4 separate regions of the Homo sapiens genome follow, and regions 2, 3 and 4 are each linked to region 1. Evidence: read pairs that join two places in POLR2A ChIA-PET (ENCODE). Cell type or tissue: OCI-LY7. All regions are shown on one strand. Links, peaks and the distances in the headings refer to the core of each region. The heading gives the core; the rest is flanking DNA.

Region 1 (7,554 bases), core at 1,719-5,718:
CTCAGCTGATCTGCCTGCCTAAACCCAGAGGATGTTTCAGCTGTCAGCCCTGTCATCGGGGACCCCTCCTTCTACCAGGAAACCCTGTTCCTTGGCTCCAGTGAGTCTGCCTGCTTGTCCCCCCATTTTCTGTCCCCTCGATATGCGATTCTCAGGGTTCTGTCTGGGTCCCTCTCCTCTCTTTGCTCCTCCCTGACTGGTTTCATCTACTCCCATAGTTCCAAGGACCAGGGCAGCCTGACAACCCCATCATCACCTTCAGCCTTGATCTCTCTTCCCAGCACATATGCCTAGGGCCCTCCACTTTACCAGGCCCACAGCCGAATCTGTCATCTTCCCTCGCATTCCTGCCCCACCGCCTGGGTCAGCTGTCTCAGAAGGGTTCCCTCACCCACTCAGCTGCTGGCACCCATGAGTCCTCTCCCCATCGGGTCGTGACAATTCTCCCACCTCCACATTGCTGGACTCTCCCTTACTTCTCCCTGTCCCCACTTGCTTCTGCACTAACTCAGGCCACCATCACCTCTGGTCTGCATGGCAAGGCAGGAGCCCTGTCCCCTTCCACAAACTCAAAGGTCCCCCATGTCTCTCCATTCCAGCCCCTACCCTGTGGCCTTTGAGACTCCAGTCCCCTGATTAACAGGGTCTGAGGCCATGGCAGGGCGCCTCCTCCCTCCCCAGCTCGCTTTCTGGGCACTCTTGTTCTCCTGAGCCACCTGACTTCAGCTCAGCGCTCGCCTTCGCAGAGGCCTGGGTCAGGTGCCCACACAGCAGGCTGTGCTGCTCTCCCCAATCCTGTTCCTGCTCAGACCTGGAGCCCCCTGAAGGCAAGGACTGTGTCTTGTCCACCACCATCCCCAGTGCCTAGCAATGGGCCTTGGAATCCCTTGGATTTTGCACTTAGTTGGTGCTCAATAAACATTTGCTATTTTTTTTCATTTATTATTATATTTTTTGAGACGAAGTTTCACTCTTGTTGCCCAGGCTGGAGTGCAGTGGCATCATTTTGGCTCACTGCAACCTCTGCCTCCCAGGTTCAAGCAACTCTCCTGCCTCAGCCTCCCCAGTAGCTGGGATTACAGGCACTGGCCACCATGCCCGGCTAATTTTTGCATTTTTAGTAGAGATGGGGTTTCACCATGTTGGCCAGGCTGGTCTCGAACTCCTGACCTCAGGTGATCCACCTGCCTTGGCCTCTCAAAGTGCTGGGATTACAGGTGTGAGCCACTGCATCCAGCCTTTTACTTCTGAGACAAGGTCTTAGTGTTACCCAGGCTGGAGTGCGGCAGCACAATCATGGCTCACTGCAGCCTCAATCTCCCAGGCTCAAGTGATTCTCCCACTTCAGCCTTGGAAGTAGCTAGGACTATGCCACTAGGCCAGGTGCACTTTTCAATTTTTATTTTTTAGAGATGTGGGGCTCACTATGTTGCTCAGGCTGGTCTTGAACTCCTGGCCTTAAGTGATCCTCCTGCCTAGGCCTCCCAAAGTGCTGGGGTTACAGGCAAGAGCCACCACACCCAGTGGATTTGTGACATTCTGTGGAGTAAGAAAACAAGAAACGGCCTCCTGGAACTCGCTCCAGGTTAATTTCCAAGAGTGTTCTCTCTACTGAAATATATGTTAATATATGGTAATCGTAGCTAACTTTAGTCAAGTACACCAAATAGTAAACAGAAATTAACTTCCAAGAGGGAGAAGGAGAAAACACGTGTCTCCACCATGAATGAAAAAGAATTGGCCTGAGTTCTATTTCCAAGAGTTAGTAGAACACTCCTCTAACTCAATTTTAATTTGTTTTTTACCAAAATATAAATGTTGGAAACAGCGAAATAAATTTAAAATAGTAACAGGGCAGGGCTCGGTGGTGTACACTTATAATCCCAGCACTTTGGGAGGCTGAGGTGGGAGGGTTGTTTGAACTTAGGAGGTGGAGACCAGTGCAAGATGGCAAAACCCTGTCTCCACAAAAAATACAAAAATTAGCCAGGCATGGTGGTACGCACCTGTAGTCCCAGCTACTTGGGAGGATGAGGTGTAAGAATGGCTTGAGCCCGAGAGGTGGAGGTTGCAGTGAGCCGAGATCACGCCACTGCACCCCAGCCTGGGCAAAAGCGCCAGACCTTGTTTCAAAAACAAACAAAAATTAGGCTGGCATGGTGGTGAATGCCTGTAGTCCTAGCTACTTGGGAGGCTGAGATGGGAGGAATGCTTGAGCCCAGGAGTTGGAGGCTGCAGTGTGCAATGATGGCGCCACTGCACTGCAGCCGGGGGGACACAGCAAGCCCTTGTCTCGAAGTTAACTAATTAAAGGGGCGGGTTCTGTAGTAGAATCTCCTGTTTAAACAGTAAAATACCTGTTTAAATGTCTATTTGGGCATGAATCGTAAATGATGCAGAATTACAGGGGCATCACCAGGGAACCTAGATATATTTGTTTTTGAGACAGGGTCTCACTGTGTTACCCAAGCTGGAGTGCAGTGGAGTGATCACGGCTCACTGCAGCCTTCAACTCCTCGGCTCAAGGGATCCTCCTACCTCAGCTTCCCAAGTAGCTGGGACTATAGGTGCGCACCATCACGCCCAGATAATTTTAAAATTTTTTGTAGAGATGGGGTCTCACTGTGTTGCCAAGGCTGGTCTCAAACTCCTGGGCTCAAGCGATCCTCCTGCCTCGGCCTTCCAAAGTGCTGGGATTACAGGCGTCAGCTCACCACGCCTGGCCATAAGAATTCTTGTGTGTGAGTTTGTTTGAGACGATTCTGTTACCTACACCTCTGTGTTCAGTTCCAGACTCCTTCCCACCCATGAGCAATGAGGGACATTACTTCATGATTCTCCCCTAATGGTGGTTTTTTTTGTCGGGGGGAGGGCAGGGGCTCTCAGTATCACCCAATCCTTTCTCAATGATGACATCTGTTTGTTCTTCTTTTCCTAAATAAGTGATGCCCTGAAGAAAGAATCTCTCAACTTAAGGTCCTGATGACCTAGTACTAATGGCCAGAAATGGCTACAGGACATGTCCTGCCTAAATATCATCTCCTGCACCCCGTGGGGGTGAAGCCCACCGCAACCTGGCATCCTGCTGTGTCGCCATGTGCCCACCCACCCAACACACACCTGTGGCGACTGTCTCTCTTGGCCCAGTGAGCTGGCAGAGGCAGGAAGGGACTTGCTGACAGTCCCCTGGCTTACCAGAGGCAGGGGCAGGATTCAAAGCCAGGTCATCAGGCTCCAAGCCCCAGCACCCTCCCCAGCACTGAGGCGGCCCACAAGCTCCAGGTTGCAGACTCAGGGCAGGGGCTGTGACACATGTGGGGGTGGGGAGAGGGATGGAAACCAACAGTCCAAAGATAGGAGAACTAAAACCGAAACACAAACCAGCCAGTCCCAGACAGAGAAAAACAGGTTTCAAAATGTACAGCCAGGGCATGTGCTCATTTATTAGGGCTGACTCTCCGTGTCCGCTTCCTGGGAAAGAAAATCCCTGTGACATGAACCGATGAAGGGACAGAAGCTATCACAGATGCTACAGGGCTCAGAGAGGGGCCGGGGCAATCTACACTACAGAAGTAAAAGCAACGTAAAATGTTTCTGGGTTTCCTTTCCCTTCACTCAAAACCACTATTTCCTTAGTTCTATCAAAGTACGTAAGGGGCATAAAATAGACTCAGGAACTCGGGGCTAAATCATCCAAAAATGGAGCCAAGGCTCTAACTAGAAACTGTCTCTGTCGTCCCTGTTGGCCTCAAAACCCCGAGGTAAAAGGCTGGTCTCGGCTCCTCCCAGGCCCCCTGGCTCCCAGCACAGTGCCCCGTCCTCTGTGTTCATCATCATCGTTTTTTAAGAGACAGGGTCTCGCTCTATTGCCCAGGTTGGCCTTGAATCCCTGGACTCAAGCGGTCCTCCTGCCTTGGCCTTCCGAGTAGCTGGGATTCTAGGCGCATGCCCCTGCGCCGGGCTGCCCTGCTCTCTGCAGGTGCCTTCTCTGCATGGGCCCAGTGCCTGGATGCCAGTTTGAGGCTGCGCCACATGAGGACACAGCAGTTCCGCCTCTCTTCTCCCCGCTGGCCCCAACTGCTGTGAGCCGGCGGAAAGCCCCGACAGTTGCAGTCATGCAAGGAGGAGCTCCACCCACTTGACCCAGTCCCGCCTCTCTCAGCCTGTTCTGTTTAGACCCCCTTCCACTTCGGGATGAAATCACAGCTGTTGGTGAGAGAACCCCCGTCCGGCTGGGAATCCCTCGCCTTCTGCTCTGGCTCAGCCCAGCTTGGAGTCTCCGCCTGCTCACTCTCCGGTGACCGGCTCTTCCCCCACAGCGCTTTCCACACACCCTGTGCCCTTGTGACCCAGCCCCTGGTGAAGTCCCTGGCCCGGGCCTCCTTGTGCACACACCCAGGCCTTCCCAGAACACGAGAGCACCGGGAGCTGCAGTGGGAGCAGACCCTCTATGGCGTGGTCCCCACTTCCCACTGGAGTGAGTGGGCAACATGGACCAGCCCCACAGCTGAGGCCATCTCCTCACTGAGCCTGGGACCAGGTCCACGTAATGTGTCTTCAGTCCCCGTGGGAATGGTGGCATCTCAGCCTTCTCCAGAGTGTTTGCGACTCACGGTCCACATGTCCCAACAAAACGCAAGGGTGTTCTGCTCTTTACTAAATAAACGTTCCCTTCCCAGAAACCAGCCCCAAACTCATCACTGTTCAAATATGTGGCAAGGTGAGGCTCTCTGTCCCCCTTTACCAGGAGCACGGATGGTGTCTGCAAGGCAGTGCCTCTGAGTGTCAGGGAGATGGCCCCTCAGGCTCCCAAACCTGCCAAATACAGGACTGTGAGCGGCTCGGGAGGGGTCTCCTTTGCTCTCCATCCAGCGGGTCAGCGGGTCCTTGCGGGGGAGAAAGAGCCAAACAGCCGCCTTTCCCTTCTGGTCACAGCACGAGCCAGGTTCCAGGCAGAGGCTGTGGCAAACATTGTCATCGCCCCATGGTGAAACTGGGCACTTCCTCCTCCTCCTCTGTTCCAGATGCCTCCGCAGAGCTGCTGGACCCCTGCTCCTTGGGCTGACCGGGTCCTGTAACCACACGACATTCAAATTACAGACATGCAAAATCGTTCAGGGTCAAGGGTGCTTTCAAAGAGGAGAGCTGATGGGAAGTCAAAAGTCCCTGTTCCTAGACCGCATGGCAAGAAACCAGGGTCATGCCTCACGTCCACCAGTCCTCTGAGCCATTCCCCAGGAGTAAGGGTGGCTCACAGACCTGATCTACCACTGCTCTCACGGGTGCACCCCATCTTTACCCAAAGGCCCAGAGGCACACGCAAGACCCGACACCCCATAAACCACGCACTACTTTTACATGGCTCAAGTTGCCTCTTGGGTGGGCAACTTCCCGACCCAGCTCTTCAACACTAACGCCAGGCTGACAACACTCTCACTGAAGTCTCAAGTTCTCACTGCCGTCTGCAAAAGGATTTCCGAAACCTGTGTGGCAGAGGGCTCTGCCCCCCACACATACGCCAGCTTCCCAGCTCCTCCCAAGCATGGCCCAGGAAGCCCCTCCTGACACCTGTGAGCAGCACAGGTTCCCTGTCCCCCATCATGACTGCCAGCCAGAAGCCGAGCATGAGGACGTGTTCCCAACTCCTCCCCTCCCCCTCTTCACGCGGGAGCAGGAGGACAAGTGAGAGTTGGAAAGGCAGAGGCAGAGACCACAAGGCAGCAGATGGCCCGGCTCAGCCATGCCAGGACGCCGGCCGCAGGCACGGTGGCCTCAGCAACTCACAAATGGGTAGGCTCACCCGGGCCAGCCAATGCTCCTTGAGGCACATGTGCAGGGCTTGCCCTGGCCACCCACACGCCCACTACAGACCCTGAGCGCTGCTACTGCTGTGTCACCAAAGGTCAGACAAAGGGCCTCTAAGCAGGAGGCCCTGCACAGCCAAAGGCACAGCCCAGCCTAAAATTCACTGTCATACCCAGGATGGGACCGCAGAAAGAACACAGAACACGCACGGCGCTGGCGAAAGCATCTGGAAGATTTAGTTTCATTAATTTGGGGCATCCCTTTTTCCCCTCAACCTCATACCACACAGCATGATTAGCTTTGAAAGTTCAAACGGGGAAGCCGGGTGCAATGGCACACACCTGTAATCCCAGCACTTTGGGAGGCTGAGGAGGATGGATCACTTGAGCCCAGGAGTTCAAGACAAGCCTGGGCAACACAGCGAGTTCCATTTCTATAAAAAATGGCCTGGTGACACATGCCTATAGTCCTCGCTACTCATGAGGCTGAGGCAGGAGGACCTTCTGGGCCCAGGAGTTCAAGGCTGCAGTGAGCCATGCTACTGCACGGCAGCCTGGGCACAGATTTTTTTTTTTTTAAAGTTTAAATGGTGAGGATATTTTAATAGCTAATATTTGTCCAACACTATTACATGGAAGCACTGTGCTAAGTCTGTACATAGAGTACCCTGTTTAATTCTTACAATAGTCTATGAGGTAAGTACCACTCTTATATATCCATTTTACAGATGAAGAAGATAAAAGACCCAGAGAGGTGGAGGAACTTGCTGCTCGAGATCTCCTATTCACTAAGACAGGGACCCAGGCTCAAACGTGTTCTCTGACTCTCTCAGCCTCTGCCTATGTTGTCTGCAGAAATCGTATAAGGCGCCGGGCACGGTGGCTCATGTCTGTAATCCCAACACCCTGGGAGGCCGAGGTGGATGGATCACGAGGTCAGGAGTTTGAGACCAGCCTGACCAACATGGGGGAAACCTCATCTCTACTAGAAATACAAAAATTAGCCAGGCGTGGTGGCGGGCGCCTGTAATCCCAGCCACTTGGGAGGCTGAGGCAGGAGAATCACTTGAACCCAGGAGGCAAAGGTTGCAGTGAGCCGAGATAGCGCCACTGCACTCCAGCCTGGGTGACAGAGGCAGACTCTGTCTCAAAAAAAAAAAAGAGCATAGGGTCTGATCTTTAATTCTGCTTCTGATGAATACAATACTCGTTGAGCTGGATGTTTGTGGAAGGGAGCAACAGAGGAGGACTGGAAGCATTCCCCGTGGCTGAAAAGCCTTTGAAAATGCAGTATGGGCTGCAGATCCCTTATCCAAAATGCTCGGGACCAAATGTGTTTCAGATTTCGGATGTTTCGGATGTTTCCAGACTTTGGAATATCTGCATCTACACAATGAGATATCTTGGGGATGTGACCCAAGTCTAAACATGAAATTCACTTATGTTTCATATATACCCCACACACATAGCCTGAAGGTAAATATAACATTTAAAAATAATTTTGTGGCTGAGTACAGTGGCTCACACCTGTAATCCCAGCACTTTGGGAGACCGAGGCAGGTGGATCACTCGAGGTCAGGAGTGTGAGACCAGCCTGGCCAACATGGTGAAACCTCATCTCTATAAAAATACAAAAATTAGGCTGGGCGTGGTGGCTCACGCCTGTAATCGTAGCACTTTCAACAGCCGAGGCCGGTGAATCACCTGAGGTCAGGAGTTCAAAACCAGCCTGGCCAACATGGCGAAACCC
Region 2 (7,126 bases), core at 1,518-5,517, 110 kb after region 1:
CACCGCACCCGGCCCCTGTGAACATTTTCTATTGAAACTGGGTCCAGTGGGAGGGGCCAGGTTCCTAGACCAGTCTACAAAAGCCAGAAGTACTTCGGAGACGTGTGAAGGACCCAGGAGGATGAGATGTCACAGCTTCTGAGGCTTAGCAAGGTTTAGGGAGCCCATGGGTGGCCATGGCTGGGGGTGGGGGTCCAGGAGAGGTGGGATGGGAAGAGCAGGCTGTCCCCACTGGCACCTGTGTTATTGCTGTCACTGCCGCTGCCGCCCGGGGATTCCAGGGTCTGCAGAAAGGTCTCTAGCGGGACGTGGATCAGGGATTCTCTGACGGCATCTCGACCTCGGCTGTGGGGGGCTGTCACCACTGCACCCACGGCTGTCGTCTCTGGGGGGCGGGGCAGGTCGACTGCTGGGGAAGTGGCAGGTAAGATGCACGTATCTTTATCTGTCCACCCTGAGTGTGCCCCTCCTTCAACCCTGTCCCCCTACCTACCATCAGTCAGGAGCTCACAGCTGCAGGAGGCCACGCGGCTGGCCAGACAGCCTCCTCGGGTACAGGAGAGCTCGGTGTCTTCCTCACTGTCACTGTGGAGACAAGAAATGGAAACCATGTCCTGCCGTGGGACTTGGACTCGGACCACAGGCTACTTATGTGGCCAGGCAGTGGCTGGCAGTCCCATGGCCCAGCATCTAGGCCTCCTGGCTCTGGTCACCTCCCTCTGCCTCCATGTCCCTCTGTCCCACCCTACACTGGCTCTGTGGCCACCGTGTGATTGACCAGGCCACTGTTGGGGCTCAGAAAACAATACCGCAAAACAAAGTCCTCAGCAGCAGCCTCGAACAAAAAAGTTTTTCTCTGACCTTCTCCTGCCTACTTGTCTCTCAGTCCTCTTCTCCCCAGAGGCACCAGAGAAACAAAAGTCCCTTTTTCCCAAGGTGGGTCACAGAAACCAGAACCCCTTTTCCCAAAACGTAGTCATAAAACCTAAAAATATTCTTTTTTTTTTTTTGAGACGGAGTCTCACTCTGTTGCCAGGGCTGGAGTGCAGTGGCGCGATCTCGGCTCACTTTGCCTCTGCCTCCTGGGTTCAAGCGATTCTCCTGCCTCAGCCTCCTGAGTAGCTGGGATTACAGGCATCTGCCACCATGCCCGGCTAATTTTTTTGTATTTTTAGTAGAGATGAGGTTTCACTGTGTTGGCCAGGCTGGTCTCAAACTGACCTCGTGATCTGCCTGCCTCGTCCTCCAAAAATGCTGGGATTACAGGCGTGAGCCACTGCGCCCGGCCAACCTAAAAATATTCTATGTAAAAACTTGTCATAAAGAAATTATCCAGCCAGGCACAGTGGCTCATGTTTGTAATCCTAGCATTCTGGGAGGCTGAGGTGGGAGGATCACTTGAGGTCAGGAGTTTGAGATCAGCTCGGGCAACATAGCGAGACCCCCATCTTTTTTGTTTGTTTGTTTGTTTTGAGATGGGAGTCTTGCTCTGTCACCCAGGCTGGAGTGCAGTGGCACGATCTCAGCTCACCGCAACTTCTGCCTCCCGGGTTCAAGTGATTCCCCTGCCTCAGCCTCCTGAGTAGCTGGGATCACAAGCATGCGCCACCATGCCCAGCTAATTTTTTTTTTTTTTTTGTATTTTTTGCAGAGATGGGGTTTCACCATGTTGGCCACGCTGGTCTCAAACTGGTGATCTGCCCGCCTTGGCCTCCCAGAGTGTGGGGATTACAGGCGTGAGCCACTGCACCTGGCCGCAAGAACACGTCTTTTTTTTTTTTTTTTTTTTTAGACAGAGTTTTGCTCTTGTTGCCCAGGCTGGAGTGCAATGACGCAATCCTGGCTCACTGCAACCTCTGCCTCCCGGGGGTTCAAGCAATTCTCCTGCCTCAGCCTCCCGAGTAGCTGATATTACAGGCATGTACCACCACGCCCGGCTGATTTTGTATTTTTAGTAGAGATGGGGTTTCTCCATGTTGGCCAGGCTGATCTCAAACTCCCAACCTCAGGTGATCCGCCCACCTTGGCCTTCCAAAGTGTTGGGATTACAGGCATGAGCCACCGCGCCCGGCCCTGAGAATCTCATCTTAATAAAAGAAAATTAGCTGGGCGTGGTGGTGAGGCAGGAGGGTCAATGGAGTCCAGGAGTTGGAGGCTGCAGTGAGCTGTGATCATGCCCCACTGCCCTCCTGCTTGGGCAACGGAGCAGAAAAAAAAAGTAAAAACAAAAGGAAAGAAAGAAACGGAAGAAGGAAAGGAAAGCAAGAAAGAAAGAAAAAAAGAAAGAAAGAAATTACCCAATCTGCCTGGTTTGACTGTAGGTCATAAGACCCCCATTCAAGATAGGGTTCTGTCCCACACCCAGAAGGAAGGAATGCTACTCAGAGAGGCCAAGAAGAATCTGGACAGACAGGCCTGGCTGGGTCCCCTGCTCAGTCTATTCCCTTTAGATCCTACCCTTTGTATCCAATCCTCTTTCTACACTGCTGTCCATACTTTGCTGAACCTAAGCATAAAAATGGACCATTTCCCTGTATCCTTTTTTTGAGACAGAGTCTCCCTCTGTTGCCCAGGCTGGAGTGCAGTGGTGTGATCTCGGCTCACTGCAACCTCTGCCTCCCAGGTTCAAGTGATTCTCCTGCCTCAGCCTCCCAAGTAGCTGGGATTACAGGTGCATGCCACCACCAGGCCCAGCTAATTTTTGTATTTTTAGTAGAGATGAGGTTTCACCATGTTGGCCAAGCTGGTCTCAAACTCCTGACCTCGTGATCCGCCTGCCTCGGCCTCCCAAAGTACTGGGATTACAGGCATGAGCCACCATGCCTGGGATTTTTTTTTTTTTTTTGAGACTGAGTCTCACTCTGTCACCCAGTGGAGTTCAGTGGTGCAATCTCAGCTCACTGCAACCTCCGCCTCCCAGGTTCAAGCAATTCTCCTGTCTCAGCCTCCTGAGTAGCTGGGATCACAGCGGGCCCGCCTCCACCTCCAGCTAATTTTTGCATTTTTAGTAGAGATGGGGTTTCCCCATGTTGGCCAGGCTGGTCTCGAACTCCTGACCTCAGGTGATGTGCCTGCCTCAGCCTCCCAAAGTGCTGGGATTACAGGCGTGCACCACCACGCCCAGCCCTCCCCTGTATCTTTGAGTCTTCATTCTGAAGGCTCCTATGTATACACGTTAAATAAATTTACATGCTTTTTCTCCTATTAATCTGCCTTGTGCAGCTAAGCACTGTGGCTCATGCCTGTAATCCCAGTGCTTTGGGAGGCCGAGGCAGGCGGGTCTCTTGAACCCAGGAATTCAAGACCAGCCTGGACAACATAGCACGATCCCGATCCCGTCTCTAAAAAAAAAAAAAAAAAAAAAAAGGCCAGTTGCAGTGGCTCACGCCTGTAATCCCAGCACTTTGGGATGATGAGGTTGTCAGATCACCTGAGGTCAAGAGTTCGAGACGAGCCTGACCACCATGGGGAAACCCCGTCTCTGCTAAAAATATAAAAATTAGCTGGGCTTGTTGGCAGGTGCCTATAATCTCAGCTACTTGGGAGGCTGAGGCAGGAGAATTGCTTGAACCTGCGAGGTGGAGGTTGCAGTGAGCTGAGATTGTGCCATTACATTCCAGCCTGGATGATGGAGCGAGACTCCATCTCAAAAAAAAAAAAAAATTAAGCCAGTCATCGTGGCATGTGCCTACAGTCCCAGTTACTTGGGAGGCTGAGGCAGGCAGATCAGTCGAGCCCAGGAGGTCGAGGCTGCAGTGAGCTTGATTGCACCACTGTACTCCAGCCTGGGTGACAGAGCAAGACCTTACCTCTAAAAAATAAAATAATAAAATAAAAATAAATAAATAAATTTGTATGCCTTTTCTCTCATTTATCTGCCATTTGCAAATTGATTTTCCACTGAAACTTCAGAAAGCCCAGGGGAAGGCTCTCTCTTGGCCCGGATACCACTGAGTGGACAGTCCCCACTGAGGGCCCATGATCCCTGCCCACTATCCTTGAGGGGCTGGGCTCCTCCTGGGATCCCGTGCAGACCCTCAGAGGGTGGGAAGGTTTCTCTCCCGATTTGTGACATGAGGTGTCTGGGACCCTGCCAGCTCGAAAATTCCACTAAGTGAGGTTCACCTTCACAGCGGCTGGGGAAAGAGTTTGCAGAGCAGATGGTCCGGAGGGCGGTGGAGGAGGGATTACAATCACTTTGTGGATCAGGGCCTGGGAGGCGCCCAGGACCTTAATTGTGTTTCTTTAAATGAAGCTGTTAATTAGAAAGCAGCGGCCCTTCCCCCCGGGGCTTGGCTCACCCCATTAGCCAGCAGAGCTGCTGCCAATTGCTCAGCCTGTCGGGCTGCCTATCCCTCCTACTCCTGGCCTGGCATCTCTCCTGGATGGTGGAGCCAACCTTCTTGCTGCTCTTCCTGTTCACAGCTGACCGTAACTGCCCTCTGCCTATTACCTGCCATGGCTCCCATTGTCCCTGACCTACCCGTTTCCTGAGCTCTCATCAAAATCTCCTCCTCACTGGCTACCCCAAAGGCCTTGATGTTCCCTGCGAGTCCCAGGTGCTTGTACACTTGCACACCTTTTAAAATTATTATTATTAATATTTTGAGACAGTCTTGCTCTGTCGCTCAGACTGGAGTGCAATGGCACAGTCTCAGCTCACTGCAACCTCTGCCTCCCGGGTTCAAGCGATTCTCCTGCCTCAGCCTCTCGAGTAGCTGGGATTACAGATGCCCGCCACGATGCCTGGCTAATTTTTGTATTTTTAGTAGAGATGGGTTTTCACCATGTTGGCCAGGCTGGTCTCAAACTCCTGACCTCAGGTGATCCGCCTGCCTCGGCCTCCCAAAGTGCTGGGACTATGGGCATGAACCACTGTGCCTGGCCCCGGCCAAATTTTTATTATTATTTTTTAAGAGTTAGGATCTTGCTCTGTTGCCCAGGCTGGAGTGCAGTGGTGCAATCCTAGATCACTGCAGCCTCCAACTCCTGGGCTCAAGTGATCCTCCAGCCTCAGCCTCCTGAGTAGCTGGGATAACAGATGCATGCCACCGTGCCCAGTTCCATTTCCACTCTTTTTGCTGGGCTTTTCTCTCTGCCCTCTCCCATCTTCCTCTGCCTGGCATTGGTCCACTCTTTATTTAAGCCTTGGGTTAGGTGAGCACGCCTAACAGCAACTCTTCCCTGACCTGAGCCCAGGGCTGGGTTAGGAGCCTCTCTCCAGCTCTCTCTATTTTTTTTTATTTTAAGAGACAGGGTTGGCTGGGCACAGTGGCTCATGCCGGTAATCCCAGCACTTCGGGAGGCTGAGTTGGGCGGATCACTTGAGGTCTGGAGTTCGAGACCAGCCTGGCCAACATGATGAAACCCCGTCTCTACTAAAAATATAAAAATTAGCTGCGCATGGTGGTAGGCGCCTGTAATCACAGCTACTTAGGAGGCTGAGGCAGGAAAATTGCTTGAACCTGGGAGGCGGAGATTGCAGTGAGCCAAGATCACACCACTGCACTCCAGCCTGGGCAACAGAGCAAAACCCTGTCTCAAAAAAAAAAAAAAAAAAAAAAAGAGAGAGAGAGAGAGAGGGTCTGGCTATGTTGCCCAGGCTGGTCTTGAACTCCTGGCTCAAGCGGTCCTCCCAGCTGGGCCTCCCAAAGTGTTGGGGTCACAGATGTGAGCCACTGCACCAGGCCCCCAGCCCTTTGGGGACTCACTGCCATCTCTGCCCAACTCCCAGTGCTCTGAGGCTCTCTTGGGGTGAAGACAAGACCTGGTCCAACTTCCTTCCAGGTCCCCAGGCCCTGGCCCCATAGAGCAGGCCTCACAGAGTCTGCTGGCGATTGGAGGTAGGGGGTATTTTAAAGGAGGGTGATCCTGGCTGGCACCAACCTGAATCGCATTGAATTGCTCATTTCTCAAGCTGAGCTCCCGCCCTGCTAGGAAGCTGCTCCTGGTGAAGGCTGGACCAAGGATATACCCAGCCTGTCCACCCATCTTCGGGCCACTTGGACACTCACCCGGGGTCCACGCAGCCCTGGATGTCAGCTACCCACGAGTGCTTCTGCAGAGAGTCGATGGTCTCCAAGATGTATTCGGCTCCATTCTCTACCTGGGGAGGAAGGTGGCCGGGAGTGCAGAACACGGTCAGCAGATGGGCTCCAGACCACAGGACATAGGGTCAGAGTGGCTCAAATGGCTGATCCCCCTCTCCCACAGCAGGGCTCAAGGGCATGAGCAGCAGGAAAGAAAGTGGGGTCACCATCGGGCACCACCTGGAACTCAGGCCAGGGACCCAGCTCACACTCTGTATTCCCTCCCTTCTGGGCCTCCCCACTGGGGATATGTCCCACCCCACTGATCTCAGCTCCTCTGCCTTAGAGACACAGCCTCTGAGGAGGCCATGCTGGCAGGGGGAGGGATGGGTGGCCCAGCATCCCCAACCCATGCCCTGGCACCCCAGGGGTGGGGTTCAAGTTGAGTGGAGAGACAGGCTGGCCAAGCACACTGAGTAGGGGGGCTTGCATGTCTTAGTGCCTGGAGTTCTACCGGCATGGCCATGCGCTTGAGATACGAAGCCTCTGAAGGGGAAGAGGGCAGGAGACATCCCTGCTGGGGCCAGGCCCAGAGCATAACCCTGCATTCTGCTCAACTCCTCCCAACGGCCCTGTGAGGGAGAGGAGCCATTTCCCCCATTTTATAGATGAGAAGACCAAGGTTCAGGGAGGCCAAGGAACTTGGTCAAAGTCACACAGCAGCCAGTGGCAGGGCCAGGGCCTGAACCCAGGTCTCTGGGACACCCAGGTCCCGTGCTGTTGGCTTCCGGTGGTGTGCCTCTGTCAAAATGCAGTTGCTGGGCCGGGCGCGGTGGCTCACGCCTGTAATCCCAGCACTTTGAGAGGCTGAGGAGGGCAGATCTCCTGAGCTCAGGAGTTCGAGACCAGCCTGGGCAACATGGTGAAACGCTGTCTCTACCAAAAATACAGAAATTAGCCAAGCATGGTGGCGTGTGCCTTTGGTCCCAGCTACTCAAGAGGCTGAGATGGAAGGATCACCTGAGCCCGGGAGGAGGAGGTTGTAGTGAGCCGAGATCGCGCCATTGCACTCCAACCTGGGTGACAGAGTGGGACCC
Region 3 (7,554 bases), core at 2,126-6,125, 560 kb after region 1:
CATCCTGAGCCTACCAACTGCGTAAGAATGAATGTGGAAACGCTCGGACGCTGGCTGCCCCCAAAAGTACAGGCTGTGTCATTGCTCTCTGACAGGGGACTCCCTTGTCATTTGACAACAATACGCTAAAGTAGACAGGATTGCCAGTAAACATTTAACAGCATGAGAAACATGATAACTCCACACAGTGCACTTCTTAAAGGAGCAGCCAGGCAATTTCAGCTGAAAGAAATGAAGATTTAACTTAGCTAGTCTGCACGAACATCAGTGCCTCCACCACATCAGGAAATATGTTCTCAAAAGGTCATGTGCACACACATCCACTGCAAAGAAGAAAAACAGTTGTTCTGGGTTTCTTGACAAATCAGAACAACCAGTCTATAATAACAGCAACTGCTGGCGGGCATCTGTAGCTCAACAAACCGGACTTTGTGCACCTGGCCTCCCACAGAAGTTCCACAAGGGGACCTCGAAATGGTGTCAGCGGAAGGACTGGGCAGCCACGGCAGGGGGAACCCAGGCCCCAGGCTCCTCTTCTATCTCCCAGGGCCGAGGCTAAGGCAAAGCCTCATTCTCTCTGGGTTTTGGTATCTTTGTGATAAACTGAGAGGATTGGTCTGATTTTGGTCCGATTCTACAAAACATTTAAAAAAAAGATATACATCATGAATAATACCATGTGGGAGATAGTATTTCCCTTTTTTACTTTTTTAGAAATAATTAAGGTGGCTCATTAAATATTAATATATCATGAAGCACCCCCAGTTGAAACATGAAGCTTAAATAAGTATTAAAAATAACTATCTATTAGGCTGGGCACAGTGGCTCATGCCTGTAATCCCAGCCCTTTGGGAGGCCAAGGCAGGTGGATCACCTGAGGTCAGGAGTTCGAGACCAGTCTGACCAATATGGTGAAACCTCATCTCTACTAAAAATATAAAAATTAGCTGGGCATGGTGGTGTGCGCCTGTAGTCCCAGCTACTCGGGAGGCTGAGACAGGAGAATTGCTTGAACCTAGGAGGCAGAGGTTGCAGTGAGCCAAGATAGCACCCCTGCACCCCAGCCTGGGCGACAGAGCGAGACTCCCTTTAAATAAAAATAAAAATAACTATCTATTAGGGAAATGCAAATCAAAACCACAATGAGATACCACCTTAAACCCACTAAGATGTCTACCATTAAAAAAGAAAAAAATCCAGGCTAGGCATGGTGGCTCACCCCTATAACCCCAGCACTTTGGGAGACCAAGGCAGCAGGATCGCTTGAGCTCAGGAGTTCAAGACCAACCTGGGCAACACAGCAAGACGCCATCTCTACAAAAAAATATAAAAATTAGCGGGGTGTGGTGGTGCACACCTATAGTCCCAGCTACTCAGGAGGCTGAGGTGGATGGATTGATTGAGCCTAGGAGGTCAAGGATCCAGTGAGCCATGATTGTGCCACTGCACTCCAGCCTGGGCAACACAGTGAGATCCTGTCTCCAAAAAAAAAAAAACAATCCAGAAAATGACAAATGCTGGCGAGGCTGTGGAGAAATTGGAACCCTTGTGCACCATTGGTGGGAATTTAAAATGGTGCAACCCAAACAGAATTCCACTTTTGGGTATAAACTCAAAAGAAACGAAAACTGGGTCTTGAAGAGATATATACACACCAGAGTTCACACAGTGTCACCACAGCCAAATGGTAGAAGCAACGCAAGCATCCACTGATTGATGAATGAATACACAAAATGGGGTATACACACACCACGGAATATTGTTCAGCCTTAGAAAGAAAGGAAATTCTGACACAAGCTACGACATGGAGGAACTTTGACACTGTGCTAAGTGAACTGAGCCAGTCACAGAAAGACAATACTGTATGATTCCACTTAGACGAGGGACCTAGAGTGGTCAAAGGCATAGAGACAAAGTGGAATCATGGTTGCCAGGGCATGGTGGGGAAGAAATGGAGTGTTATTGTTTAATGGGTGCAGAGTTTCAGTTTTGCAATATAAAAAGAGCCCTGGCTGGGCGCAGTGGCTCACACCTGTAATCCCCACACTGTGGGAGGCCGAGGCGGGTGGATCACTTAAGGCCAGGAGTTTGAGACAAGCCTGGCCAACATGGCGAAACCTCGTCTCTACTAAAAATATAAAAATTAGCTGGGTATGGTGGCACATGCCTATAATCCCAGCTACTCGGGAGGCTGAGGCAGGAGAATCGCTTTAACTCAAGAGGCAGAGGTTGCAGTGAGCCAAGATCATGCCACTGCACTCCAGCCTGGGCGACAGAAGGAGACTCCATCTCAAAAAAAAAAGAAGAAAAAAAAAAAAAAGAACTCTCAAAAGACAAAGACACATGAACCAGTCCCAGCGGGACTCTTGAATCTCACTTGGATTTTCTTGTTCTGATTGAAACAAATTTTTTTTTAATTATGACATTTGTGGGAAAGTGGCAGTTTGATATTGGATAGCTGATATTGATGAATCTTTGTCATTTTTCGAGGGTGTGCTAATGGTATTGTGGTTGTACTTTTTGCAAAGTCCTTCTCTTTTAGAGATACACACTGATGTATCTGTGGATGGCAAAAGATATGATGTCTGGGATTTGTTTCAAAATTTAAGTCGGGTGAGCGATGAGAAAGTTACAGATAAGACAAGGCCAGCGACAAGTAAATAATTATTATTGAAGCTGAGTCATGGACACAAAAGCATTCATGATCTTCTTCTGTTTGGGTATATATTTGAAATTTTCTGTAATAAGTAAAAAAAAAAAATACATGAAATGCAATTATTGCTGTGAAAAAAAATAATCTGAAGCCACATTTTCCTGATAAGTTTAGTAATACGGGTCTTTATCCTCTCTGAGCTCTAAACTTTGGGAGCTCTAAACTTTCCACACACACACACACACCGGGGACTTACGATGGGAAGGAAAGGGACACCGTGGTCTCCACAACGAGCCTGATGATGAAACGTGTTCAGGGCACACTTGCAAATTACACCAGGTTTAATATGTCCCTCGATGTAAATTATGTCAGTGTGAAATCCCACCTTTTTATAGGCAGGAGGAAAAACCCACCTTTTTATAGGCAAGTCAGAGGAAAGGGGGCAGGTTCTGAGCCAGCCCAACAGAAGGGCCTTCTTAGAAACTGCCTTCCCAGTCTCTGTGCTGGGGACTTATGGAAAGGATCACATTTCACAGGCAGCAGCTGAAGGACAACCGCAGGCTGGAAGGGCAGGCGGAGGAGGCCACTGGTGGCCTGGTGTCAACCGTAAAGCCAACTGCACAGCGTGCAAGTCCCGCCTACGACAACACACAATGTATTATATTCTAGGGACCCACCAGACTGGAAGCTCTTGGAGGACTAGAAGGACTCTGACCTTCCCGCCACACACCCCCGAGACCAACAGGAGTGTCTGCTCCATGGCTAGATGCTCCATAGATGTTTCTTGAGTTTCTGACTATGTCAATAGATATCATCAATCCATTTATTCAGAGAAAAAAAAATTCAAAGGAAATAAATCAAAACATTAGGGGTGGCCGGGCACAGTGGCTCATGCCTGTAACCCCAACACTTTGGGAGGCCAAGGTGGGCGAATCATATGAGGTCAGGAGTTTGAGACCAGCCTGGCCAACATGGTGAAACCCCATCTCTATTAAAAATATAAAAATTTGCCGGGCATGGTGGCAGGCGCCTGTAATCCCAGCTACGTGGGAGGCTGAGGCAGGAGAATCGCTTGAACCCGGGAGGTGGAGGTTGTAGTGAGCCGAGATTGTGCCACTGCACTCCAGCCTGGGCCACAGAGGGAGACTCCGGGAGGTGGAGGTTGCAGTAAGCCGAGATCGTGCCACCGCACTCCAGCCTGGGCCACAGAGTGAGGCTCCGTCTCAAAAAAAAAAAAAAGTTAGGGGTGATGATAACTCTGGTACTGGGATTATGAGTGACTGACACATGGCTACCAGCCAGCCTGGGCATGCAGAAATCTCACTAGCCCATAAGCACCAGCACCACCAAATCAGGACTGGTCAGGACTTCTTCTCCACCCCACCCCACCCCACCCTACATGTGCCTCTGCAGCACTGAGCCCCCAGTCCTCCGCCTGTCCCACCCTCAGTAGACAGGGGCACCCAGGGGGCCAACCAGCACCAAAACCAGCTTTGCAGCCCAGCATCTGCAGTGCATGCCGGGCAGGCAGTTTGTTAAATTCAAATGACTGAACCATTTCCATTCCAAAAGATTGGGGAAAAAACGGGTTGCAAATTTGCACCTGTTACTGGCTCTTAACAGCTAACTGCTAAATGTGGAAACGCAGCTTCCACTTAGTAGACTCTGTTCTTTAGAGAATCAACTATTACGCAGAGACGCCATTGCACTTGAAACCATCTGCCAGACATTAAAAAAGTGACCAGGAGTATGCGTGCAAGGACTGGTGGGCGCAGCTAAAGGAAAATGTGCCAATTCCTGCGACCAGCAGACACGGGGCAGAAATGTGGGTTCGAAGGAGCAGGGTGGCTGAGATCCGTTCTAAAGCAGGTCAGGACCTAACACATTCAGAGATGCAGATTTCTAGAGACAAAAAAAACTAGTGCAGGCCGGGTGCAGTGGCTCAGCCTATAAACCCGGCACTTTGGGGGCCTGAGGCAAGAGGATCGCTTGAGGCCAGTTCAAGACTAGCCTGTCTCTACAAAAAATTTAAAAATTAGCCAGGCATGGTGTTGCCCACCTGTGTTCCCGGAACCTCACAGGCTGAGGTGGGAGGATCACTTGAGACTACCAGGTCAAGGCTGCAGTGAGCTATGGCTGCACCACTGCACTCCAGCCTGGGTGACACAACAAGACTCTGTCTCTTTAAAAAAAGGAAAGAGAGAAGAAGAGAGGGGAAGGAGGGAAGGAAGGAAGGAAGGAAGGAAGGAAGGAAGGAAGGAAGGAAGGAAGGGAGGAAGGGGAGATAAAAGAGAGAGAGGATAAAGGAAAGGAAAGGACAGGACAGGACAGGAAAGGGAGGAAAGGAAGGAAAGACAGACAGACTAGTACAATCCTCTAGTTTTATAGATGAAGAAACTGAGGCTCACAAAAGAGCAGTGGCTAGCCCCAGGCCCTGGGACAGGTGATGGCAGGTGACAGCAGGTGACACACTGAACTTAGCTCACCTCTCCCCTGGGACCCCACAGAGCATCATTCTGCCATGCCACACAGCAGAAACTCATCCTTCATATTGTTCATTTATGTTTTAGGTGTGATCGTGGTATTAGGTATTTTTTTCGAAGTGACATTATCTTTTAGAGATACATACTGAAATATTTATGGAGAAAATAATATGATGTCCTTTTCAAAATTCCAGGAGTAGGCAGGGGCGGAGATGAAACTAGACAGGCCAATAGTTTGGAACTGATCATGCTGGGGGCAGCACACAGGGTTCATTATTCTCACCTCATGTGTGTCTGAAATCTTCCACCAGGAAAACATTTTCTTAAGAATCTGTTCAAAATACCAAACAGCGACAATGCATCTATCCCCTTCAAGGAGAGTCTCTGCTACTAATCTGGGCCTTCCAAAAAAAGAAAAAAGGAAGAAGAGGATAGGAGAGGGGAGAAGGGGGGAGAGACAGAGAGAGAGAGGAAAAAGCAGGCAGAGACAGAGAGACAGAAAGAGAGAGGAAGGAAGGAAGGGAGGAAGGTAGGGAGGGAGGGAGGGAAGGAAAAAGAAAGGGGAAGGAAGAAAAGGAAGGAAGGAAGGAGCAAAGAAAGACAAAGGAAAGAAGGAAATAAGCCAAGAAAAGAGAAAGAAAGAGAAGAAAGAAAAGAAAGAAAAAGGAAAGAAGGAAAGAAGCAAAGAAAAGAGAAAAAGAAAGGACTGAGAGAGAGAGAGAGAGAAAAGCAACCTTCTGCTAGGATCTTAAAGATACTACCCATGAAGCCTTCTGGCTGGGAAAAATTTTCAAAAAGCACCATTGCTCAATAAGAAGAGGGAACATATTCAACAAGTTATCAAGTCTGCAGAGAGAACAAGCCATGTCAGTATGAGATCATTAAATCAGCATTCTGGCAAAAAACGGTATTTCCAAACGTTCTGATGACAGCTGGATCAAACCCGCCAATACCTGACAGTAATAAATACAGTTATTTGGGAAGAAAAATAGGGAGTGACCTTACAGCTCCACTGAAATAGGCCAAATACGGGAAGCTTGAGGCGGTAGGAAATGGAAAAGAACAGCTAATATTTGGCAAGCTTCCTTGATGATCAACAAATTAAAATGTTAAGGAAGCAATTTGTTGAGAAAAGATATTTTTAAAAGAAGCTGAATCACGCAGGTTCAGCCCCGGATACGGTCAATTGGTAATTTTTAAATCATTTTTTAAAAGTTAATGTGTTCAGCCTCTAGAAATGGCATTTGAGACATCGCTGAGTTAATCATAAGCCGCCTCTCCCCCAGCTCAGGTGCAGGGAGGGATGCCTTTGCTGAGTTACTCTAGGGCTCTGCTCTCAACCCCAGGCTCAGCAGGGACTGCAAACCCAGCTCTCATGGGCAGTGCCTTTAGTGACAAGGGCATAAACAAAACTATAGCCTGAAGTCGAGCTAGAGTTTCCAAAGGCCCTCTGGTTGCCGGTCCATTTTCAATCATTAGCCACCTGACCTACTTCCAAATCTAGAAAGCCAAACAATACCGGATTTCTTCAATTAAAATACTGCTGGTTTTCACAACGCATGAAGGGAAGACTTTCTTGTGATTAAACAGCCATTCCCTGGGAGACCGAGGGAAGCGGATCACCTGAGGTCAGGAGTTTGAGTCCAGCCTGGCCAACATGGCGAAACCTAGTCTCTACTAAAAATATAAAAATTAGCCGAGCATGGTAGCGAGTGTGTGTAATCCCAGCTACTCAGGAGGCTGAAGCAGGAGAATCTCTCGAACCTGGGAGGCGGAGGTTGCAGTGAGCTAAGATCGTGCCACTGCACTCCAGCCTGGGCCACAGAGCAAGACGCCATCTCAAAAAAAAAAAAAAAAAAAAAAGGCATTCGCATTCTAAGGGCCAAAGTATACCCTCACTAAACCACCACAGCTCACAACTAACTCACTCAACATAGGGCTCACTGAGCATTTGCTGTTGTGGGTGCTAAGAACAAAGTCATTGTTTTCAGAATTCAAACATTCTTTCGGGTGAGAGGAGTGGAAGACACAGGTTTTATAAGTAGGGGATCATGTGCAGATAAGTCATTGAAGAAGAAAAAGTCAGGGAAGGCGGGAGGGACCAAGAAGGGATGGGTGAGGATGGCTCCTCTGAGAAGGGGACATGTGAGCTGAGACCTAAGAAAGTAAAACCTAACCATCACAAACCAAAGTCGGCCTCTAAAATGGGATCCCCACCACCAACCCCAAAACCAGATACTACAATGCTCTTGGCCGGGTTTTTAGCCATGTGCTTGGTTAGCTGCTGCTTAACTTTATTCTTAAGGAATCTACATACTGCATTTTTTTAAAGCAGGTTCCCTGGTAAGAAACCCTACTCCTCAGAAACAACAAAAATAGTATGTTCTGTTTTCTCTTTTTTTGAGACAGAGTCTCGCT
Region 4 (6,380 bases), core at 1,657-5,656, 620 kb after region 1:
ACTAAATAATTAATATTTGAGCCCAGAATTCCTAAATTTCTTTTCTGGCCCATTTTATTTTGCCTAAAAAGCAGTAAGTAGCCACATGAGGGATGTGATAATACTAACTAATTTAACTTGCAGAAAATTGTAAAGTGCTTTTGGGAGTTCATTCTTTCCTATCTTCCTAACACTAGTGGATTCTCCTTTCCCTGACATCCACATATAGTTTATTAAATCCACTAAAGTAAAAAAAAAATTGTCCAATTCTCCAAAATATGGGTAATTACTACTAAATTGGCCCTCTTTTGGCAGCTCCAAGAAGTGAAAATGTGTCGCGTTGTTTTCTAAAGATTCAAATTTAAAAGTTGTTCTGTTATACTTCACCTAATTCCTTGAAGGAATTAACTATCAAGAATTTCTTCCAAATTGAAAAATGTCTTACACTGTAAGGCATTATTTTAAAAATCCATTTTCTTTATCCCACACAAGATCTTTTATTATGGACTCATACAATTAAATTTCACCTAAAGTTAAGAAACTTTATCCCCAAGAAAAGTTGGGGAATAATCTATAATTTTTACCAAGCTAGAAGGAAAATGAAAAAAACTCAGAAATCAGATATACTTCAAAGGAAAAATCAAGAGGTTCGTTCTAAAACCTTAATGCATTTTCTGAATTTTTTTTTTTTTTGCATCCAAACTAGAATGAGTTTCAAATAGTTTTCAACAAGAAATATTTTGGATAATCAGAAACAATTCATAATGCTAAATGCTTCTATCGTAATTTATTCATAAATAAACATAAAGATATGACTATTTTGATGCATGGTATAAAGGAATCATACTCTTAATAAAAAGTTATGTGGAGAATCTCAATTTTACAAACATAGAAGTTCAAAATTATATCGAGGTAGTAATTCAAGCTGCCTGAATTTGTAAATGTTTTAAATTTAGGACTAAGACCAGACAGAAGTTTTGAGACACTTTACATTTGAAAATCCCTTTTCCTTAAATCAAAAGATTATGAATAACAGAGGAGAATGACTCTTTCTTTTGTCTTTGGCGACTGCCTTTTAGAATGATTTGGCATAGACTACTTGAATAAATGAAAGGAAGATTCCAGATTCTTTTATTTTTTGAGCTCAAGAAAACCAAACAACTTTTAATTGCTCTGTTTTTAAAAGAATATTTTATGTTAATTATTTTTAAGTACACTATTCAGTGTACTATATGTAAATACCCACCAAATAAAAGTATACATTTTGCTACATGTAATTACATGTATAGTAGTACATCATTCATTTCAATACCCTGAATGTATGTGCAGTTATATAATTGTACCAAAAACCTGCCCAACTTGTAAGAACAAACTGTAATGATTTCTAAACAGTAGACTCCTGTTGACCACCCTCCCACCCTGACTCTGGTGACAGCATTTCTCGGTCTCCTTTTGGAAATCTTCAAAGACTTCATGTCTGGCCCACCATTTCCCCCTTCTTTCCACTTCTGGACAGCATATGTTAATGACATTCACTCTAGGTATCTTTCGACACCTCTAATGATTATGTTCTGTTCTCTCCGATTTGTCTTAAACAAAAAAAGTGTACAGCTTGGCCTCTCAGATGGTGGTGGCTTACACTTTGAAAATACATCTATGGCGGAAAGGTGGCTCACGTAATCCCGGCATTTTGGGAGGCCCAGGCAGGCGGATCACTTGAGATCCAGAGTTCAAGGCCAGCCTGGCCAACATAGTAAAACACCGTCTCTATAAAAATACAAAAACTAGCTGGGTGTGGTGGCGTGTGCCTGTAATCCCAGCTACTCAGGAGGCTGAAGCAGAAGAATTGCTTGAACCCGGGAGGCGGAGGTTGTGGCGAGCCGAGATCACACCACTGCACTCTGCCTAGGTGACAGAGTGAGACTCCATCTCAGAAAAAAAAAAAAAAGAAAGAAAAGAAAAAAGAAAAAGAAAAAAAAAGAAGAAAATACATCAAGCTTAATGGACTTGACTCCTCCTTGCTTTGGGACATTCAAGTTTCTGACAAGAGACCTGGAGCTTTTGTTATCACACAAGCTTCCAAAGCCCATCTCACCAGCCACTGACCCCTGGCTGCAATCTCTTTCTTACCAAATTTATATTCTAATATAAATTTGGTTTTCTTTTCTCTTATTTTAATTTATTTTATTTTATTTTTTATTTACTTTTTGAGACAGAGTCTCGCTCTGTTGCCCAAGCTGGAGTGCAGTGGCGCGATCTCGGCTCACTGCAACCTCCACCTCCCGGGATCAAGCGATTCTTCCACCTCAGCCTCTGGAGTAGGTGGGACTAGAGGCATGCACCACCAGGCCCGGCTAATTTTTATATTTTTAGTAGAGATGGGGTTTCACCATGTTGGCCAGGCAGGTCTCGAACTCCTGACCTCAAGTGATCCACCCGCCTCGGCCTCCCAAAGTGCTGGGATTACAGGTGTGAGCCACCGCGCCTGACCTCTTTTCTTTATTTTTTGAGACAGAGTTGCACTCTGTACTCCAGGCCGGAGTGCAGTGACACCATCATGTCTCACTGCAGCCTCAGTCTGCTAAGCTGAGACCACAGGCATGTGCCACCATGCCTGGCTATTTTTTTTCTTCTTTTTTTGTATGGAGCAGAGTTTCCCAGGCTGGTCTCCAACTCCCAGTCTCCAGGGATCCTCCCACCTCGGCCTCCCAAAGTGCTAGAATTCTCAAGCGTGAGCCACCACACCCGGGCCTACATTTTCTTGATATTTTGAGTTTATTCGAATATCAAATCTCACTTTTCCTTTTTTATCTCCCCCACATCATGAGACTCCCACAGAGAGGTCATATTACCCATTTCCTGTACACAATTAAAATAAATGCCATCTTCTGTGACTCTCACTGATGTCATTACTGAATCACTAGAAATTAATAGGGTAACAGTAGCTTGAAAGGGCTTGAGATATGTAAAACACTATATAAATATTATTATTAACTTGCTTAATGTAAAGTTCAAGTTCTGTGCTCAGACTTATACTAATTTCTTTGCTTTCCTCCTGGGAGATATGAACCATGGGCGTTTTATTTATATTGAGTTTCATTATTAATATTGCTCTTATAACAGAAGTTTGCCATCCAATATTTTAAACGACAACTATGTCCCTGGTGCTAGGCCATGTAGGGTATAGACATGGGTTGGGTTTTTTTTTTCCAGTTGTATTCATCATACAAAGCAAAATATTTTTCTACACCCTCTTTTGTGACACGTCTCCACAGTTATACAGTTGGTGTTGAATGAAGATTTGTTTTCATGAAATATAATTAGATTTTCTTTTGTCACAAGCACTGTCAGATTGTATATTGTTTTTTTTCCTGAGTAAGTGTGGTTTGCAAGATTTTGAAAGCTTGTTCCGGCCAGGCGCGGTGGCTCATGCCTGTAATCCCAGCACTTTGGGAGGCCGAGGCGGGTGGATCACCTGAGGTCAGGAGTTCCAGACCAGCCTGGGCAACATGGTGAAACCCCGTCTCTATTAAAAATACAAAAATTAGCTGGGCATGGTGGTGGGCGCCTGCCTGTAGTCCCAGCTACTCGGGAGGCTGAGACAGGAGAGTCGCTTGAACCCAGGAAGTGAAGGTTGCAGTGAACTGAGATCACACCACAGCACTTCAGTGACAAGAGCAAAACTCTGACTTAAAAAAAAAAAAAAGAGAGAAGAGAAAGGTTGTTCCAGTGGAAAATAGGAAATAGAAAAGCTCGTATTTCTAGCAGGAGTAGAAAACTTTTTCACTCCCTCAAGCTCCATGCACGTGAAATATTTGATGTAGTGTCAGTTTTTGAGAGTCTGTATTATAATATCTTTAGAGGTTTAAGAAGCTAGCTTTAACTAGGGTAGAATCTAAGGGGATGTCAACATTTTATTTTTGTGAGAGAGAGGTGAATGGCAGAAGGAAGAAGTAAGGAAAGTAGGCATCGACTCTGGCACTTACTTTTCTTATTAAAATATTCACCCACAGACACAGGCACACACACTTGTATAATTTGAAAAGCCTGTGTGGGCCTGGCATGGTGGCTCACGCTTATAATCTCAGCACTTTGGGAGGCCGATGTCGGCAGATCACCTCAGGCCAGGACTTCAAGACCAGCATGGCCAACATGGTGAAACCCCGCCTCTACTAAAAATACAAACATTAGCCCGGTGCAATGGCAGGTGCCTATAATCCCAGCTACTTGGGAGGCTGAGGCAGGAGAATCGCTTGAACCCTGGAGGCGGAGGTTGCAGTGAGCTGAGATCGCGCCACTGCACTCCAGCCTGGGCAACAGTTAAAGACTGTCTCAAAAAAAAAAAAAAAAAGAAAGAAAGAATGCTAGGGAAAAAAAAGGCTAACTCCTAAGAGTGGGTGTCTCTGGATGATGAATTTATAAGTGACTTATTTTCCTTAATATTTTTTCTTTTCTTTCTTTCTTTTTTTTTTTTTTTTTTTTTTGAGACATGGTCTCACTGTTCCCCATCCTGGAGGGCAGTGGTACAATCATAGCTCACTGCAGCCTCGAACTTCTGGGCTCAAGTCATCAGGCATACACCACCAAGCCTTGCTAATTTTTTTTAAACAATTTTTGGTAGAGACAGAGTCTCTCTATATTGCCCAGGCTGATCTTGAACTCCTGGCCTCAAGCCATCCTCCCTCCTCGGCCTCCCAAAGTGCTGGGATTATAGGGATGAGCCACAGCACCCAGCCTTATTTCTATATTTTATGTATTTTCTACATGAGTACATACCACCTGTATAATGCAGGGAAATAGTAAATGTTATTTAAAATAAGGACACATTAGAGCCTATGTCATCTTTTTTTTTTTTTCTTTTTTGAGACGGAGTCTCACTCTGTCGCCCAGGCCGGAGTGCAGTGGTGCGATCTCAGCTAACTGCAACCTCAACCTCCGCCTCCCAGGTTCAAGCAATTCTCTGCCTCAGCCTCTGGCGTAGCTGGAATTACAGGCGCCCGCTACCATGCCCGGCTAATATTTTTGCATTTTTAGTAGAGACAAGGTTTCACTATCTTGGCCAGGCTAGTCTTGAACTCCTGACCTCGTGATCCACCTACCTTGGCCTCCCAAAGTGCTGGGATTACCGGCGTGAGCCACTGCGCCCGGTCTTTTTTTTTTTTTTTTCTTTTTTTCTTTTTTTTGAGACAGAGTTTCACTCTTGTTGCCCAGGCTGGAGTGTGATGGCATGATCTCAGCTCACTGCAACCTCCGCCTCCTGGGTTAAAGTGATTCTCCTGCCTCAGCCTCCTGAGTAGCTGGGATTACAGGTGCCCACCACCACAACCAGCTAATTTTTTATATTTTTAGTAGAGACAGGGTTTCACCATGTTGGCCAGGCTTGTCTTGAACTCCTGACCTCAGGTGATCTACCTGCCTTGGCCTCCCGAAGTGCTGGGATTACAGAGGTGAGCCACCGTGCCAGCCTGTCATCTCTTTAAACAGTAACTTAACTCTAACCTAAAAGGGGTCCTGTGATCTAGTGATTATAGTAGGCAATTGAAAACAGAGAGGGAAAATCACATCCTAATTTTGCCACTGAGTCACTGTTTCACTTTGCCTCAGGTTTCGGGCCTGTAAAATGGGAATAATTAACACTTTCTTGTAAAATGCTTTGGAGCTTTCCAAGGAAAGACCTTATGAAGGTGCGAAGTATTGTTCTATTAGCGCTAATTGAAGTGAACATAAAAACAAAGGCATTTGAGAGAAATTGAAGTCATTACGGTCAAGTTGAGGAAGGCAGCAGACACAATACCAACTGCTGAACTGGATCTTCGAGATCTTTGTCTTCTTTTTTCTTTTAATTGTTTTTACTTTTTTTTTGAGACAATCTCGCTCTGCTGCCCAGGCTGGAGTGCAGTAGTATGATCATAGCTCACTACAGTCTCAACCTCCCAGGCTCAAGTGATCCTCCCATCTCAGCCTCCCAAGTAGCTGGAACCACAGGCATACACCACCATGCTTAATTGTTAAAAGTTGTCTGTGTTTTTTTTGAGATGGAGTCTTGCTCTCTTGCCAGGCTGCAGTGCAGTGGCATGATCTTGGCTCACTGCAACCTCCGCCTCCCAGGTTCAAGCTATTCCCCTGCCTCAGCCTCCCAAGTAGCTGGGACTACCAGCACGCACCACCACGCCCGGCTAATTTTTTGTATTTTAGTAGAGACAGGGTTTCACCATATTGGCCAGGATAGTCTTGATCTCCTGACCTCGTGATCCACCCACCTCGGCCTCCCAAAGTGCTGGGATTACAGGAGTGAGCCACCACGCCCAGCCTAATTGTTAAATTTTTTGTAGAGACAGAGTCTCGTTATCCTGCTCAGGCTGTTCTCAAACTCCTGTGCTCAAGAGATCCTCTCGCCTCAG

What was found. ChIA-PET counts read pairs that join two places held together with the same protein. Peaks named below come from ENCODE experiments on the same cell type or tissue, not always from the same donor. Only the 100,000 strongest peaks of a DNase experiment are listed, where the experiment ranks them.
Region 2: POLR2A ChIA-PET joins it to region 1 with 6 read pairs; 6 of 35 experiments call an interaction of 5 or more read pairs at or near these places.
Region 3: POLR2A ChIA-PET joins it to region 1 with 8 read pairs; 2 of 35 experiments call an interaction of 5 or more read pairs at or near these places.
Region 4: POLR2A ChIA-PET joins it to region 1 with 19 read pairs; 1 of 35 experiments calls an interaction of 5 or more read pairs at or near these places.

What each region holds. Positions count from the first base shown.
Region 1 is chr7:102,422,532-102,430,085 of GRCh38, reverse strand. PRKRIP1 (PRKR interacting protein 1) reads right to left here. Exons shown (of 6, transcript NM_024653.4): 6 at 3,420-5,072. The coding sequence ends at 4,975. LOC100630923 (LOC100289561-PRKRIP1 readthrough) reads right to left here. Exons shown (of 9, transcript NR_038967.1): 9 at 3,404-5,072. Among named protein-coding and RNA genes, the nearest start is that of ORAI2, 7.3 kb to the left of the region's middle. RefSeq lists enhancers at 3,169-3,458, 3,939-4,448, 3,619-4,522. In OCI-LY7, for the core only: a CTCF peak has its summit at 2,152; DNase peaks (open chromatin) are centred at 3,325, 4,075, 5,065 and 5,685; H3K4me3 peaks cover 3,163 bases; H3K27ac peaks cover 4,000 bases.
Region 2 is chr7:102,307,795-102,314,920 of GRCh38, reverse strand. It overlaps SH2B2 (SH2B adaptor protein 2), which reads right to left. Exons shown (of 9, transcript NM_001359228.2): 4 at 6,015-6,106; 5 at 494-585; 6 at 239-409. Among named protein-coding and RNA genes, the nearest start is that of MIR4285, 18 kb to the right of the region's middle. RefSeq lists an enhancer at 6,020-6,804. In OCI-LY7, for the core only: no CTCF peak of the experiment used is centred there; no DNase peak of the experiment used is centred there; H3K27ac peaks cover 2,431 bases.
Region 3 is chr7:101,858,107-101,865,660 of GRCh38, reverse strand. The region is part of intron 1 of CUX1 (cut like homeobox 1); the gene reads right to left. Among named protein-coding and RNA genes, the nearest start is that of CUX1, 44 kb to the right of the region's middle. RefSeq lists an enhancer at 4,089-4,802. In OCI-LY7, for the core only: no CTCF peak of the experiment used is centred there; DNase peaks (open chromatin) are centred at 3,240, 4,230, 4,650, 5,140 and 2 weaker places; H3K4me3 peaks cover 3,868 bases; H3K27ac peaks cover 4,000 bases.
Region 4 is chr7:101,806,486-101,812,865 of GRCh38, reverse strand. No RefSeq gene overlaps it. Among named protein-coding and RNA genes, the nearest start is that of CUX1, 8.0 kb to the left of the region's middle. In OCI-LY7, for the core only: no CTCF peak of the experiment used is centred there; no DNase peak of the experiment used is centred there; H3K27ac peaks cover 1,076 bases.